Regions from separate parts of the Mus musculus genome. Here region 1 is linked to region 2. A link is a loop called in an ENCODE intact Hi-C map of the cell type or tissue named here. Cell type or tissue: left cerebral cortex. All regions are shown on one strand. Each heading gives the region's core, and the rest is flanking DNA. Links, peaks and the distances in the headings are about the cores only. Region 1 has its middle 34 kb from the start of Gm32457. Region 2 overlaps Slc38a1 (solute carrier family 38, member 1).

Evidence for each region. Hi-C counts contacts between places; a loop is a spot of excess contacts. Peaks named below come from ENCODE experiments on the same cell type or tissue, not always from the same donor. Only the 100,000 strongest peaks of a DNase experiment are listed, where the experiment ranks them.
Region 1: a loop joins it to region 2, with 2.1 times the contacts of the local background. A loop is called at or near these places in 2 of 42 quality-filtered maps.

What each region holds. Positions count from the first base shown.
Region 1 is chr15:96,543,048-96,551,527 of GRCm38, reverse strand. No RefSeq gene overlaps it. Among named protein-coding and RNA genes, the nearest start is that of Gm32457, 34 kb to the left of the region's middle. In left cerebral cortex, for the core only: a CTCF peak has its summit at 8,283 (motif pointing left); DNase peaks (open chromatin) are centred at 2,967, 3,478 and 8,246; H3K4me3 peaks cover 664 bases.
Region 2 is chr15:96,594,082-96,602,561 of GRCm38, reverse strand. The region is part of intron 4 of Slc38a1 (solute carrier family 38, member 1); the gene reads left to right. Among named protein-coding and RNA genes, the nearest start is that of Gm32457, 17 kb to the right of the region's middle. In left cerebral cortex, for the core only: no CTCF peak of the experiment used is centred there; DNase peaks (open chromatin) are centred at 2,159 and 3,205.

The DNA of each region.
Region 1 (8,480 bases), core at 401-8,400, 51 kb after region 2:
CCATGCTTGAAGAATGAGATAGGCTTTCCCCTAACGAGCCATGTCTAACCTCCCCATGGAAGGCCTTCCTGCGCTCCAGCCATGGACAAGATCAAGGACACTCGCCCGTGTGGAAACCACACTGCAGCCCCCTCTCCCCACCCCCTCTCCTCCCTTCAGCCCTGGGGCTGACCCAACCACCCCCGGGGACCCCATTCTGTCTCAGCTCTTCTGTGTCCAGCAGTGTCTGGGATGCCTGAGGCTGAGAACCTGGTACCTAGGACTGCCCCTTGCCCACCACCTGTGGCTTCACACAGTCAGACACCCACCCGGGGCCGCGTGGGGATGCTCTGTTTGCTTGCTCACTTGCTTGTTGATAGTTAGTGTCACTATGTCACCTAGGCTAGACTCAAATTAGGAATCTTCCTGCATCAGCCTCTTGATTACTGGCATTATAGCCATACTTGACTGTGTCCAGCCATCCCCTCCCCTCCCCTTCCCATTACTCCCCTCCCCACCTCTCCCTCCCCCCCCCCCCTTTTTTTTGGTTTTTCGGGACAGGGTTTCTCTATATAGCCCTGGCTGTCCTGGAACTCACTTTGTAGACCAGGCTGGGATTGAAGGCGTGCGCCACCACGCCCGGCTTCCCTTCCCTTTCGATTCCATTACCTTCTTCTTTTAAATCTCTTCACAGTCCTGGGTGAATTTGGACCTTGCACACTCTAGCGAGCTCTCTACCACTGAATTATACCCCTCAGCCTTCCTTCGACTTTTTAAAAATTTGAGACAAGGCCTTGCGAAGTTGCCCAAGATGAACTTGACCTCACTCTTGACCCCCTAGGTTGGCTCTGAAGTTGTGATCCTCCTGCATCAACCTGCTGAGTAGCTGGGACTACAGGTGTTAAAAGCCAACATGATTACCCGAGACCCCGTCTCAAAGAGGCAAAAATAATAAAAATCTAAAATAAATAGGAAAGGTTCTGCTTTCATGAAAAGGGCCTTTAAGCCAAATTCATCTTGTGCAGTCCACCCACTGTTAAAGCAAAAGAGTAGAGAGCAAGTGAAGTTGTAGAGGGGATATCTTATGTCCGTATGCATGTGGCGCCATAATAAATCTCATGGCCTGTGGCTAAGGCAGGAAATAGGAGGTGGGACATCCAGGAGGAGAGAGAATTCTGGGATAGAGCCAGGTAGGAGAATCACCTGGGAAGATGTGACAAGACAGATACAGGGCACTTGAGCGCAGGTAACCAGCCGTGTGGCAGAATATAGGTTAGATTAATCAAGTTATCTAAGTTATATCTAGTCAGAGTAAAGCTTAGCTATATGGCCAAGGTATTTGTAAATATATTTTGAGTCTGAGTCCTGTTTCGGGGAGCGTGGGGCTAGGAGGAAGAAGCAGACCCAACTTCGACATGAAGTCCTGAGGGACCTTGCCTTGTTTGACGTGAGCACAGCAGAGTCAAGGCTCAGACCTGTGGAGGTGGCAAAGCTTTCCTTCCGTGAGTCTCAGGGGGTTGGCAAAGCCTGCTTCTTGTCTGAGTGCAATGTTGGCGTTGCGTGCAGAAAATGTCCCTGTAGCTTTCTCTCTGGATATTTTCAGCCACGAGACTGGTCCCCTCACAGAGACTGCTCCTGTGGAATGCGTGAAGCCTGGCTCCTCATTCAACTGTGTACCATGACCTTGCCGACCAAGTATGTACATACGCATATGCATACATGCGCATCATATACTTATACACACACACCGACATAAACATGCCAAACTTCTAGAGAATTGCGTTTCTCCATCCGAGAGCCCAGACCACTGGATCTTACCTTTTCTTTCTGTCTGGCTGTCATTTCTTTAGTGTGTCTTATTTATTCCCTTCCAGGCCCCTCCCTAGTCAGGGATCCAGGTCCCAAGCCGTGCAAAGACTTCTCTAAAGACAATCTAGCAAACACCAAGCTCATTGCAAAAATCCCTTTTCTGGTGTTAGGTTACCTTGCTTTCAGACTGACGTTCTGGCCACCAGCAGATAGGATTCCAAGGTCATTTAGGAGAGCAGGAAACTTTAAACACAGATCTCAGCTTTGAGGATAGAAGGGTTCTGCCATCCTTTTCGAAGGGCATGCTGGGATGCTGTCCCTTGAGACTTGCTACTTATCTTTTTTTTTTTTTTTTTTTTCTTTTTTCGAGATAGGGTTTCTCTGTATAGTCCTGACTGTCCTGGAACTCACTTTGTAGACCAGGCTGGCCTCGAACTCAGAAATCCTCCTGCCTCTGCCTCTGCTGGGATTAAAGGCGAACGCCACCACGCCCGGCTGCTACTTACCTTTATTAGTGTTTAGTGTATGTTCTTGAAGTGTTCTGTGGAACTGATTTTCTCTGTTGGGGTGATAGTTTTCACATTAATCTAAGCTAGTTCTCATTAACTATTTACTAGAGAGTTTAGGAAGAGAGGGCCATCTTGCTTGGTGCATGAAGAGATGACCAAATGTCTACAGAAGACACTTTGCCACAAGCCCTTGCTGCAGTTTCCTCCAAACAGCCTGTCCTTAAACCACTACAGGAAATGAGAATGGAGAGAGAGAGAGACAGAGCTTGCTTCCCCACCAAAGAGACACAGAGCGTACCGATCCGACCCCGGCCTGCCCCGGGCCTCCCTTTTGGAGCACAGTCCCCAGGTAAAGGGGACAGAAGTAGAGCTTTGTTCTTAGGTTAAGAGAGCAATAGGACACAGCAGTGCGTCTGGACCACCAGCATCGCACAGGGCGTCTGGAGCCATCTTCAGAATCTCTTCTTTTGGAGAGACTCAGTGGACGTCTCTCAGTGAGCTCAGTGCTCCGGTGTCCTGGGCGGTGGAGAGCAGAGCGGTATGCGAGTGTGTGTCTGCAGGCACGTGTGTGTAGGAGTCCCCACAAGACCTTGTCTTGGGGACAGTGTATGTGGCAGGGATTGTGGTTCAGATTTGACTCACACTGAGTAGGAGGCCTTTATCATTTTAAAAGCAAAGTGAGCTTGGGCTTCCTGCGTTTTCTGACTCAGCGTCCTCATCTATGGATAAGGAATGAAGCAGCTGGTCTCCCCATGGAGCAGTTGAAGGGAATAAAGGGGGCTGGATTGTCTGTTGTGAATTGCCTAGTCCAGTGCGTGTGTCACACAGTAGGTCCACAGTGAAGGTCACCCTGTTACTACCACAATGACTTCAAGTGTGGGCCCAGAGCCCTTGTTTCTTCTGAGCTAACGGGAAAAGGTAACGAGAGAACGCTACCCAGCAAATACTAAGCCACTGTTTAGAACAGATTGCTGTTTTGTTTTGTTTTTTTTTTTTAAAGGCTGGGTAAAAGCTCAAATCCCATTGTCCTTAGAGTTCAAAGGCAGCCCAAGCTCTTGTGCGTTCTGTCCCAGGAGGCCAAGGCTCAGCTGCCCCAGAGAATCCGTGACAACGCCATTGTATGAAAGGCAGGCACGCTGCGTGTTTTAAAGAAGAGTTACTTTCACACAGGCAACTGCTTTCGACGGATGCCAAGAACAGTAAAAGCTGGGTTCTGACGGGTGAAGCGTGCCCTCAGCAAGGGCTCTTGGCAGAGGACCGGCAGTGTTGCGCCATGACATCAGAAGCTGTTGGGCTGTGTGAGCAATGCCAGAGAGCAAAAGATCCAGTGAAAACGAGGGCTATTTGAAGTTTTCCAGGCCTGAACAAGTGTGGGGAAAAAATCCCCTATGCCGAGGACAGCTGGTTTCCTTAGCACCCAGCACGAGGACCAGATCTAACCTTCTTTCCATATTAATCCATTGCCTGTATGAATTTGCAGATTCTGGGGGGGGGGTGTAATTTGAGAGGTACTACTTGGCTCACAAACGGCCCCTCACCCATAACAAGAAACTATGTATATTGTAATTGCTTCACTATGATGTAAACGGCAAGCCCCAGCGTGTCAGCCTTGTTCTGGATGGCGTTGGATGCTTGAGCAGTTTTGCCTTGTTGCCTTATTTTATTTTATTTTATTTTTTTTAAAATTGTTTTTGGCATCTGTCCAGCAGTACTTAGCCACAGTCTCCTGCCCCCAGCTCGCAGGCCCTGAACCCATTTAGCCTGTTAACCAAGCCTGTTGAGTAATCAGGGCAGGAACATAGAAACCTTACTCACCTTCCTGAAACCTTTCCCTAATTGGGCAATCAATTTGTGTCCTTCCAGTCCCGACAAGAGAGGTACACGCTCTTGGCTTTCCAGGAGCATGGGATTAAGATAGCAGTTCATTTATCTGGGTTCTGGCAGCTTTCTTACACACACACACACACACACACACACACACACACACACACAAATCCTCACATCCTTCCTCAGGCCTTACTTTTCTTGATTCTTGAGTAAGTAAAAGTGTAAAAACATCATCTAAAAACCACCCATGTACATTAAAAAAAATCCCACCAAGCCGGGCGTGGTGGCGCATGCCTTTAATCCCAGCACTCGGGAGGCAGAGGCAGGCGGATTTCTGAGTTTGAGGCCAGCCTGGTCTACAAAGTGAGTTCCAGGACAGCCAGGGCTATAAAGAGAAACCCTGTCTTGAAAAACCAAAAAAAAAAAAAAAAATCCCACCAACAAAAAAGCCCTTCTCAAACTTAAGAGAGGTGCCATTTCAAATCTATAAATAGGTCTAAAATTAAAAAAAAAAATAGCAGGCCCCGATAAGGGGGAATGGATGCCTCCAACGTTGCTGGTAGGAGCACAAAATGTATAGCAAGTTTAGAACACATCTCAAATGACTGAGCATGGGCTCCCTACGAGACCCAGCAGTGCCCCATCTCTGTATGTCAGAGAAACAAAAACACGTGCACGAATGTCTCCAGCAATGCTATTCACACCCGAGTGGACACACTCCCAATGCCCATCCAATGGGTTGCTACATGGCCATAATAGAAAGGAAGTGTTGACTCTCTAGAGTGGATGAACCCTGAAATCACCACAGCCTTCACTCATGCCAAGTGGAAAAAGACAGTCAAAAGGCCACAGACAATACGGAACCATTTACACAGCATGTCTAGAACTGGCCAGCTTGCAGAGACGGCAGGCTAGGCTGATGGCTGCTAAAATCTGAGAAGGTGAGTGGTATTGACTGCTTTCTGGGTCGAAGCTTCCTTCTGGGGTGATGAAAGGGTTTAAAGATGGCTACGCTCAGCTGAGAGCGCAATGGAGGAGTTTTGCCCTTCCTGTTCCAAGCTTTTCAACGCCAGCGATTTACAGCTAGGTGCTCAGGCAAAGACTTACAGCTGTCAGTCGGGAACTTAGGTGGTGGCACCGGTCTTTAAACCTTCCACCCGGAAGGCAAGGCTGGAGGATCTCTGAGTTCGAGGCCAGCCTGGTCTACAAATCGAGTCCAGGACAGGCAGGGCTACACAGAGAAACCCTGTCTCGGTAAACAAAGCAAAACCAAACGAAACGATTCAGGCCAATGCTAATACGTAAAGGCAGAGTAAACCAGGGGCTCTTCCAACCATCCAATGTATTCCTTTAGGGTGGAGCAAGTGGTGCTAGCTATGATCAGGACTCTCTCTGATCAGGCATTTTCCTACCTGGTTACATACAACAGTTCTCCGTCAAAAGCTTTTCCTCACTAGTACGACACCTTCTGACTGAATCAAAACAGTACACCTGGATTTCTTATGTGAGTGTTCGGCGTTTGTTAGAGACATGTGCATACTTACTTCCGTCCACTTTCGCAGTTCAGGCACGATCCTATTAGGTGCTAGAATCTGCACAGCTTGGATGTGGAGGGGAAGCCCACCTCTGCAGCTGTGCGGAGGGAATCACCCAAGCGGGGGTGGGAGCAGGGGGGTTATGACAATCAGCTCTGTTGGGACGGATCACATGTCCTGTGAGAATTCCCTCACCCGTGCTCCTGCATGCAAGCCAAGCAAACTCATTGTGGTAGCCCGAGCTAGATTTGGAGGGATTTGCTACTTTGGCCTGAAGTTGGTGCCCTATAAGGATGGATAGATATTTGATCACATCTTCCCAGGAAAATTCACACAATGTGGTACGTGCTTCTACTAGGCTAGGTAATTCTCTGGTCTCCTACTCCAATTGTGTGGCCCTGAGAGTTGCGTCCGAGGAACACTTTGACACCTTCTCAGAACTCAAGCTTGAATGATCTTGCAGAACGAGAAGAACAAAACGTTCTGTTCACTATTAAACGTTTTTGCGTTTTTGGCTCATCTTAGATGATGACTTCTTTTGATTTGGGCTGCTAAGGTTGGTTTTCTTTGAGTGTGAATGTCGTGTGCGATGCAAACTCGACAGTTTCACTTGATGGTTAATCTCTGAGACGGTGCAATGCCTTTCTCACTAGGGTTCTGCAGCAGGTGGGTTGTTTGTTTGTTTGTTTGTTTGTTTTGCTGTTTTGTGTCTGTTGGCAAAACTTGAATCAGAATCATGTTCAAACACAACTGGTTAGCAGTGGGAGTAAAAGGACCTTTATCATTTCTGGAACATCAGATTTGATTTTAGTTTTTGTAAGTACATGAGAAAACAAAACAAAACAGAAAACCCCAAACAACAAAGATTCCATTCCATGTTTGACTTTTTATTTATTATTATTATTATTATCATTATTGGATTTTCGAGACAGGGTTTCTCTGTGTAGCCCTGGCTGTCCTGGAACTCACTCTATAGAGGCCAGGATGACCTCAAACTCAGAAATCTGCCTGCCTCTGCCTCCCAAGTGCTGGGATTAAAGGTGTGTGCCACCACTGCCCAGCTGTTTGACATTTTGCTACAATTTTCCTATTTTTTTTTTTCCTTTAAGGCTTACTAATCCCTTTCCATCTTTTTCTCAAAGTGAGTGGTTGGCGATCCTGGAATCCCTGTCTTTGCATTCCTCTCTGAGTTCACAATATTGTCTACACTACTAAGAAACAAAAAGTAGTTCACAAATGGATGTGGACATTTCAGTTGAGGATGGGTAGCATGGCTCTGATCTTCAGAGAAGGAATAACTGGTTTCCAGGGACAATCAGACACTACTTTTACTGTGCAAGGAATAGCAGGGAAAACCACTCATGTTAGAGACACAGCCTTCCATTCACAGAAACTGCTTTAATTCTGGTCTAAGAAACATTTTACCTAATTCAAATAATTCCCTGTTAATACCTTCCCCTTAAGTAGCCAGATTTGTCAAGAGTGCTATCTGAATATTATTAAATTATTGAATTCTTTGGCAGCCTTTGTGGCAATAGGTTTTTCTTTTTTGCATATGTATTTTTTGAAATTATTTTACATACAATGTATTCTGATCAGTGTTTCCTCTCCTCCAGTTCCTCCCAGCCCCCCCCAACTCCCCACCCACCAAACTCAGACCCCTTTCTCGCTCTCTTTTTAGAAAACAAACAGGCAACCCTCCCAAAAAAAAATACCAGAATGTAAAAATTTAAAAAGGGAAAAAGCACAACACACGCGCACACACAACCTTATTAAAAACAAAAAAATAAAAAACTATAATATATAAACAAAAGGTCAGTAAGAGAAAGTAACAAACAAAAACAAAACAAAACAAAAAAAAAAACAACCCACATAAGCGATATGAAACAAAAAAAAATCTGCAAAAATACCTTTTTTTACAGATACCAGTTTTTAGTACCCCAGACTGGCCTCAACCTTTTGACAATACAACTCAACTTCCTGGCAGAGTGTAGGGATTGCAGATACGCCACCGTTCCAAACAAAGCAGGAAAAGGAAAAGGACATTTTATAGAAAGGGAAATTTCCGACTTTTAAGGAGTCACTTCTGAGAATAAAACATGCAAGCGTTTACTTTTCTCTGCGTAGACTTTGACACCAAAGAGGCTAAAAGCAGAGTGACAGGCCAGCAGCTGCAGCCACGTGGTTTCAGGTAACCGCGTTCACCCAGCTGCCTAACCCTCTTCCTTGTGGCCTCAGCGCGTTTCTATTTTAAGCACGTTGGTAATTGTTTGTCTCAACCCTTCATATTTTTTCTGCAGGTCTTTTTTTTTTTTTTTTTTTTTTTTGCATCTTCGAAGGCTTCTCCTTATCTTTGTTCAGATACAAAGAGCAGCGCCTGTATTTTCATATCGCTACCCACCATCAGAATCACGCCACACGGTCCTTTTGCTGAGTACACTGCCGACCAATCACTGCAGATCGAAATAACCGAACGTTTAAAAAGCATCAGTTGAAAAGGAAGCTACAAATGGAAGTTGGATTATTTTGTTTTGTTGTTTAACAGCTTAATTTGTAGATAAAGAGTAAAGAGAGAACGCAGTAGAAAGAGTTGTAGCCTGCTCTCCTCCGTGAGAACAGCGCCACCGTCTGGATTCCCAGGGTTTGCTCAGTGAACAAATTTAGGAGGTTTGTATTCGAGTGGCGTGTAGGTAGAAAACCTAAGGTTTTGTTTTGCTTTTATATTAACATCTATCAATTCATTCATTTGCGTTTTGGGAAAAGAGTGCTTTATTATTTAAACCGTTTTCTCCCTGAGAAGTTTATAAGCTAAAAATAACAA
Region 2 (8,480 bases), core at 190-8,189:
CTTGTGTAATCCGAAAACACGGGACTTCACTGTTGTCACCCTCGGGGACCAGACCTGTTGTTAATGTATTAGAGAAAACACAGCCTTGACAATGGATGTCGGTCGGTTACTGTTCACTTCCTGGTGTAGTTCAGCTTTCGGGCGATGAACGCGATCATCAGCACTCCTGAGTGATCGTTCCGAGGTTCCTTTAAGAATACGCTCCTCCACCCAGAACAGGGGAACAAGCTTTGCGGGGTCAGACTGTGCAGATTGCAGAGCTGAGAGTTAACGTGTGGAGCAGCAGCGGCTGAACTCCCTGCCTGAAGTGTGTGGCAGAACAATAAACCCTCTGAGCGGCATACAGCAGTGTGACTTGCTTCTCTGTTGCTGTGTAAAGAAAAGCCATCAAGACTGAAAGGTCTTATTTGGTCTTGAGGTTGGAGTGTTGAGAGGTCCTGGTGATGTCGAAGTGTGGCAGCATGCAGCCGGCGTGAGGAAAGCTCGCACCGTTCACAACAGCATGAAAGAGGTAGAGGCTTTTCCTCTCAAAGCTCCCGCTCAGAGACATTCCTCTGTCCCACCTAAACCTCCCCAAATAGCACCACCAGGCTGGGGACAGTATTCAAATGCCCAAAGCCATAGGAGGCATTTCTCATTCAAAGCTACCACTGTCGCTTTCCCTGGTTTGCCTGGCGTCCCCTCAAATTCAGTTTAAGAACTAACAAAGAGCCCTTTCAAAGATGTAGTTACAACGTTTAATCATCTGGTATCGAACTAAACACCAAGCGATAGCCCAGCCAGACAATGCCCAGTCTACAACCAGAAAATGGGCTGCAAAGCCGTGGCCGGTCCACGAATATTATTCTATCGCTTAGAAAAGTCACATGGACTTAAGGAACTGTACAGAGAACTTTTTTGTGGGTAGTTCATATGTACGTGACATTGGTATGTGACACTGTTGTTGGGAAACAGTGAATATTGGCTGGAAGGGCCGTGGGCACAACCTGTGCACATCTGTGTATATTGGTCAGAATATTTGAGTGACAGACTGAGTTACACTTCACCTAACTCCTCTGTTAATACATTCTAAGAATTTGATCCACATCATGCTGTCATTTTAAGAACATGTTATCCCCAACTATCCCTCTCTACCAAGACATGTTTGTGAGTGTACATGTATGTATGGGTGCGCGCGTGTGTGTATTAGGAAGCCAGAGGTCAACCTTGAGTGTCACGTTCCAGGTGTCATCTGCCGAGGTTTTTGCGACAGGATCTCTTGGTGGCCTGGAACTCACCAGACTCGCTGAGGGGTGAGTCAGAGCGTCCGGCATCTGCTTGCCTCTACATTCCCTGTGCTGCGATGGCTCACAAGCCACCCCACACATGGCTGTCTTATGCAGGTGCCAGGGATGAGACTCGCACAGCAAGGACACTACCAATTGAACCATGTCCCCATCCCCAGGGCATTTGTGTCCTGCTTTTACACCACGCCCTAATGTCTGTACTTCTTCCCACAATTCCACCGAGTTGGAGTTTGCAGCACGCTTTTCCAAAGAGCCATCCATTCTTTTTAAGATCTATTTATTTACTTAATGTATATGAGTACATTGTACCTGTCTTCAGACAAACCAGAAGAGGGCATCAGATCCCATTACAGATGGTTGTGAGCCACCATGTGGTTGCTAGGAACTGAACTCAGGACCTCTGGAAGAGCAGTCGGTGCTCTTAACTGCCGAGCCATTTCAACAGCTCTTGACCCTTCTGTTCTTGAACTGTCATTATCTCTTCCGGTATATTCTCAAGGGGTCAGGGTGATGGAATGACACCTCCCACCGCCCCTGTGTGCCAAGGTGATAATTTTGCTCTAAACAGAGGATGGTGTTATGTGCTACACATCAAAGTGATTCTTGTGTCTTGCTAACTCATCTGTTCTGGGCACTCCTAAGGAAAGACAAACATGTAGTATCAAAATGGAGACTTCGCTCTCCCAGATGGTCCTAGGAGGTCCACGGGCAGGCACATGCCCACCTCCCTTCTTGTCAATCGGTTACTTGTTTTTCAGAATTCTTGGAGTTCTGGTCGCAGTTCCTTAGAAATGATCTGAAGAGAAAAATGCGCTTTCTCTGGCAGCAAAACCCGCTGGCCTCAGAGGCCCTTGTTTGGGAATAATGACACTTGAAGGGAGAAGTGACACATTGGAGCTTGCCAACCTTGTGAATTCATGTAGAAAGGATAGGGCTAGAGCCGTTGCCCTCTATTGAAATTCATTTGATTTAGAAGCTTTTCAGAAACAGAGAAATGCTCACAACGAGGGCCTGTTTGGTAAACAGAGAGGGCTGGCCAGCGTAGGAGACGGCTGCCGAACCCTGTTTTCAAAAGTTCAATTCTTATTTGCTTAGCTTGGGTTAAGCCTCTGATAAAGGGTTCCCAGAATTCAGTCCCTTTGGTCTCAGAGAATGGGAGCATGTGTGTTTGTGTATGCCTGTGTGCGCCATGTGTATGCACAGGAATTCACCTTGTTTATACTTGGTTGCCGGTGGTACAGGTTGTATGCAGAGGGCAGTACCATGGCCTTTGTTTTGTCCTAATTTACAAGAGACAGCTATGTGACCTTCGGTCTTCACCCCGTCATTCAGCTCCACAGTGCATAGGACGCTTTTCTGTTCAGTCTGACTCAAGTAGATATCGGAACGCATCCGCACGGCAGCCCAGGTTAAATATAAGCTAACTTAAATTTCATCTTCCAGAGCACTGGCTGACTTAATAGAAAGGAAGCCTGATCCAGTAGTCCAATTAGTTTTGCTTTGCTCTGTTAGATGCACATCGTTAAAGATCAACATCCATCAAGGGGTCAGCGCGCAGTAGCCAAGAGAACAGCTTCACGGTCACTATCCCTGACGTCTGCTTTAAAAAAAAAAAAATATATATATATATATATATATATAGAGAGAGAGAGAGAGAGATAAGACAAGCCATAAACTACGTATGATTTTATGGAATTCCAAGGATCCTGTTTGTCATCTCCATTTTATAGATGAATAAATTGAGATTCCCAGAGGTTAAATAACCTTTCTAAGGTGACACTAAGCTTTGGAGGGTTGGAGAGGGCGTTGGGGGCCATATCAGTTGGGCACTTCATGTCTGCTTCTCTTCTCGTCTCTGGGCAAGCAGAGTTCCCATGGAAACGGAGTAAGGGAGGACTTGCGGATGGAGCTCCACATCCACATCCAGCAGGCTCTGGGCAGTTGAATTGAAACCCAAGTCTCGAGCATTTCACTTGTTACAAAGACTTTCTCCTTTTACTAAGAGTCACATCTTCTGAGGCCAGAAGGGGGTAGAGGGAACATGATTTAAATGGGTAAACATCTAGGTTTAAAGAGGGAGAAGCCAGTCCTCCTTGTAGGGTGGAGGCGGATGGAGGGCAGTGTCAACATTTACACATTATAAGTCCCTCACAAAACCACAGCCCTCGAACCTACTGGGGGCGGGGCTGGGGGAGGGGAAATAGAGACAGGAAGTGGATGTAAAGAGCAGCTCTGTAACTGGTACAGCTTCCTCCTCCACGCTCAGACCTCCTGCAGAGGTTCTATGTTTGTATGCACATCTCTTTTAAACGCCCCTTTCTTTGTGGGGTAATATATTAGATCCAGACATCAGTGAGACGCATTTTGCTTTCTAGACAAAAATAGCCAACCAACCTTGGGGCTAGTTCAAGATAAATTCTTTCCTGAAAGAATTTAGACTTGTCTACAAGGAGACAAACGAAAGGTGCTGTATATATAACTGACCCTTGCCTGCCTGCAAGGCAGCCTTTTTAAAACCGTGGCTTTCCTTGGTCCGGATCCTAGTTCTCTGACCCATTAGCTCTCCCGTGTTGGGCATGCTCTGTAGCCTCTCTAGGCTTCAGTGACGTGTGAATGGGCACAGGGATGCTAACACTGAGTGAAATATGAACAGTGCTCAGGATAAGTACTCCAGAGTTTGCTTTTGCTAGTAAGCAATAAAGTGCTTTATTAATTATTATTAATTACACAGACAACATGTCAGGTATGTATAGATGGATAGTGTGAGAATCAGGGACCGCTGGGACATATACGCCTCTAGGCTAAGCTCAGTTTCACAGTTCACTGTTCCAGGTGTGGCCCACAGACCACCAGCACCAGTGCCTCAGGACCCACTCCAGACCAGCCGGATAGAATTCTCATCTCACGGCAGAGTCTGCCGGGCAGGGCCGAGCTCTCTGTTCTTCAGAGAGAGAAAGGTGCGAGCTTCCGGCTGCACGGCTGTGCGGAAGCCCCAGATACCCCCACCTGAGCTACTTTTGTCTTCACAGCCATGGCTGCTGTTTTATCTCCCTCTCTTCAAGGGCTCAGCTGCTGAGGTGGGAGTGTTGCAGGCACTTGGGCATATAATTAGACCTTTCCAGTCCACTGTCATCTCCCTTAAAGAGTCATGACATACTTGTTGGTGATGGTGGCTCAGGAGTACCTTACAATAAAATCCCAATTTAAAGAGCAAGTCTACCCAATTATACTTGCGACATCATCACCACGATTGTGATATAGAATATTTTAATAGAGATAGAAGACTTTAATTGCCTTAAATATTCTAGTTCCTTCTGTTGCTGTGTCTTTCCGTTTTATTCACATCAACTTGAACAGTCGTGTTTAATATGTTATCTATACACTCTTTTTTAAATGTGTTTGTGTTTGTATGTGTGTCAGGGGTGCACATACACGTCTGTGCATGTATGTAGATGGCAGGTGTAGACACTGGGTGTCGTCTACCTCAGTCATTCTCTTAGTTCTATATTTAAGGTAGGGTCTCTCATTTGAACACAGGGCTCACCCGTTCAGCTAGTCTGGCTAGCCAGGTTGTTTTCCAAATCCCATCTCTGCCCCTGGAGCACTAAGGTACTAAGGACTGTCACCCCCACCTGGCAGTCATGTGGGTTCTGGAATTCTGAACTCCCAGTCCTCAGGTATAAACAGGTTACTCACCCAGCCCTCTCCCCAACTCCTGCCTATACAATCTTTACACACTGTAGAAGTCTAAACAACAATCGCGCGCGGTCACGATCATTCAGAAGATTGTGGAGGGCAGGTGTATCCCCCAAGGACTGAATGTGAGAATATTTTCGTGCCTCTGAAGGGCTCGATCAGCCTCCTAGAGTAAGTGGATAAACAGCGCATTTACATACAGCTGCTGCTGGACAAAGCTCCAGCTTTGTCCTTCGAAGTCACAAGACGAGGTCAACCCTTGAGGTAAGTGTGACCAGCCTGGTCACAGGACTGTCTGAGGCAGATAGGTGTGTCTTGATTTTACCAAGATAGCAGTGTAGTCTCTCACACAACTTGCAGACAAGACCCTAATTGTGAGTTCTTTGATTCTTAGCTAGTTTGTATGTGGGAGTTGAGCATGGATAGATGAATGAAACCATCAGCTGCCTGACCTGTAGTCTACTATGAAGACTCGTAGTAAAGCACTAAGACAGGAGGAGGTTTCTGGCTGCTGGGTGGAAAGAGGATCCCCACAAGAGAAGGGAGATGGGCTGACTATTGCCTTAGGACAGGCTTGCCTGTAGAAATGAAGGGTGCCTCCTGCTGGGTAGACAGGAGTCACAAGACAACAGGTGACCGGCCTGTCTGACCTGCAGGTTTGGGCTTGCATAGTTGGCTAATGGGTGGGCATTTCAGGAGATCTGACTCTGTGCCCACCAGTGGTCTGGAGAAAAGAAGGCACACAGCAGACGGGAGCAGAGGAGGTGAACAGTATAGAGTAGGGAGGATTTCCGAGCCTTGAGAGATCAAGTGGAACACACAAGCATGTGGAGTTTTACACTTTGATAGACAAGATAGAGCGGGGTAAACTTAGCCTAATCTCAACAAAACAAAACCAAAAAAAAAAAAAAAAAAAAAAAAAAAAAAATGAAGAAGTTGTTACGACTGCCAGAAAAGTTAATCTCAAAATGGGTTGTATTTTTTAAAAAGGTGTCCAACTCAGAAAATTAAGAATCCTGTCGATGCTTTGCGCCCTTTAGACAAAAAGTGACAGCATGTCTTTCTTTGTGCTGGACCCAGGACACAGCCCTTGAGGTGGGCTGTTTGTTGTGCAGACAACCCAGATACTCACAAGATGAACAGGTGGAAAGGTGGGAGGAGGTTAAGCCAGAGGATGGGGCAGTGGGAAGGAATTGAGGAAGGCCCAGAAGTGAATCAAAAACCCAAATGCAGAAGTCCTTATAGAAATGGAGCTAGCGGGGCTGGAGAGATGGCTCAGTGGTTAAGAGCACCAACTGCTCTTCCGAAGGTCCTGAGTTCAAATCCCAGCAACCACATGGTGGCTCACAACCATCTGTAATGAGATCTGACGCCCTCTTCTGGTGTGTCTGAAGACAGCTACAGTGTAGTTAGATATAATAAATAAATAAGTAAATAAATCTTCGAAAGGAAGGAAGGAAGGAAGGAAGGAAGGAAGGAAGGGAGCTAGCAGCTAGCCACCCAGCGTGTTCTCCGTCAGCTATTGCCGATGCGGATGTCCATGTCCGGCAGAGTCTTTGAGATTGTGCTCTGAGCCAGGAGTCTAGAATTCTGTTTCCTAAACAGACTTCTTGTCCAGAGAAACAAAATCTCCTAGGATATTCCTGTACCACATCTTAGAGGGAAGAAGTTCTTTATTTTTGTTTTGGGGTAGGTTCTCGGTTAGCGTAGGCTAGCCCTGAACATGCTAAATAGCTGAGAGTGGCCTTGAACCCCTGATCCTCCTGCTACTCTCAAGTGCTGGGATCCAGGCTTGTGCCTTCACAGCTTGCTTCCCACTCCACATCTTCTGAAGTGTTATGGACACAAGGATTCTTCAAGAGTCCTAGGTACATCATCTAGCCACCCCTTCTACCTGTCCATGTCTGCTTACCCATTGTAGATCCCTTGGCGAGGATGGCACGAGCTTGAAAGACCTTGACAACCCAATTATCACCTAAAATGCCTCCGTCAGCAGCCAGCTTTTCCCTAGTGATTAGCAGTGTGGAAGCTGCAGTGATCTCTGGGTGGTTTGTGTCTTTGCAGGAAACCCTGATTACACGTTCAACTGTTTGGACAAAGAGGGTCGTTGTTAGCTTGAGACCCAAGTCTTCTGATAAGTAGTCACACACACTTTCTTTATTCTCTGCCTTACTCCTCTTGGCTCCCTCTTCCTGGTGTCACGGTCTTTGGTTCTTAAAGCATCTCAAACTTAAACTACCCTGGGTCTGTTAGAATCAACTAGACAACATGGAGTCATTCTAAAATCTTAACAGAAAGGGGCATTCTGCTAAATGTTGTGCTAGATTTTAGTGTAGCATATAGTCTTGGAGTTTTCACATCTACAGTTTCCTTTTTAGTGACCTGATAGAAAAAGATAATTAAAAAAAATAGGTTATGTGTATGGGTGCTTTGTTTGCCTGTATGTCTGTGTACCATGCGTGTACAGTGCGTTGTGGAGAGCCAGAGGAGAGCTTCAGAACCCCTGAGACTGGAGCTACAACTGGCTATGAGCTGCCGTGTCCTCTTGGGAGTGGATCCTGGTCCTCTTTGGAGAGCAGCCATTGCTCTCAATCTCTGTGGCCCCAGGTTTTGTTTTATGTTGGTTTCCAGTTCTAGACAAGAAGCTCTGGCTGGATGTGGCAGCTCACATTTGAAATCTCAGCACTCAGGGGACTGGCACAGGGGGGTTCATGGGTTTGAGGCCAAAGAAAAAGGGGTGTGTTTGGAGAAGGATGAAAAAGAATCTTTAGAGATTGGATGGTTTGAGGCCAGGACTACCGGACACTCCATGTTGTTGACTGCAGGGCGCTGTGTTGTGTTGCCAAAGGTGGAAGAACAGAGTCATATTCATCCCGCTGTGTTCAGGGGTGGGAAAGACGGGAACACTTCATTAAAATCTTCCTTGATCAGTATTTCTTGAGGTATGTTAGGAGTGTTCTTGCCTCTGCCATTGGCTTAGAGAACACTGAGTATCATCTACAGAGAGGTGGGTCCCCAGAAGGGGAAGGGAAACCCTGTGTGAGAGCCTGTGAGAACCGTGTGGTCCTGGGAGCTCTTCAGTCGATGAGAGAGTACCGCAGCTGTGCTCCTAGCTTGTGTGCATCAAGTTATTCTGTAGACGGCGGGGACCAGCTCTTCTTGCTAGGTGCACCTTCCTCTTACAAGGCTGCAGTTTTCCTTCATCACTTGGGTCTGTGGGTGGAATGTCTGGGAGGGAGTCCAGGTTACCCTGTGCCTTGGGGCATGCCACGGGCTTGTAGAAGTTGGCCTTGATGGTCAATGAAACTCAAAGCTTATTTTTTCGTTCTTCAACATGTGTGTGTGTATATACACACGCATGTATGTATGTATATATACATGTATATATATACACTACGAGACTGTCTGGTTCTTCCTTTTCTAACACAAGTCAAATCCTGTTCCATTACAAACTACTGGATTGGCTAATAAACACTTGCTCTGAGTAGCTTCCTGCCC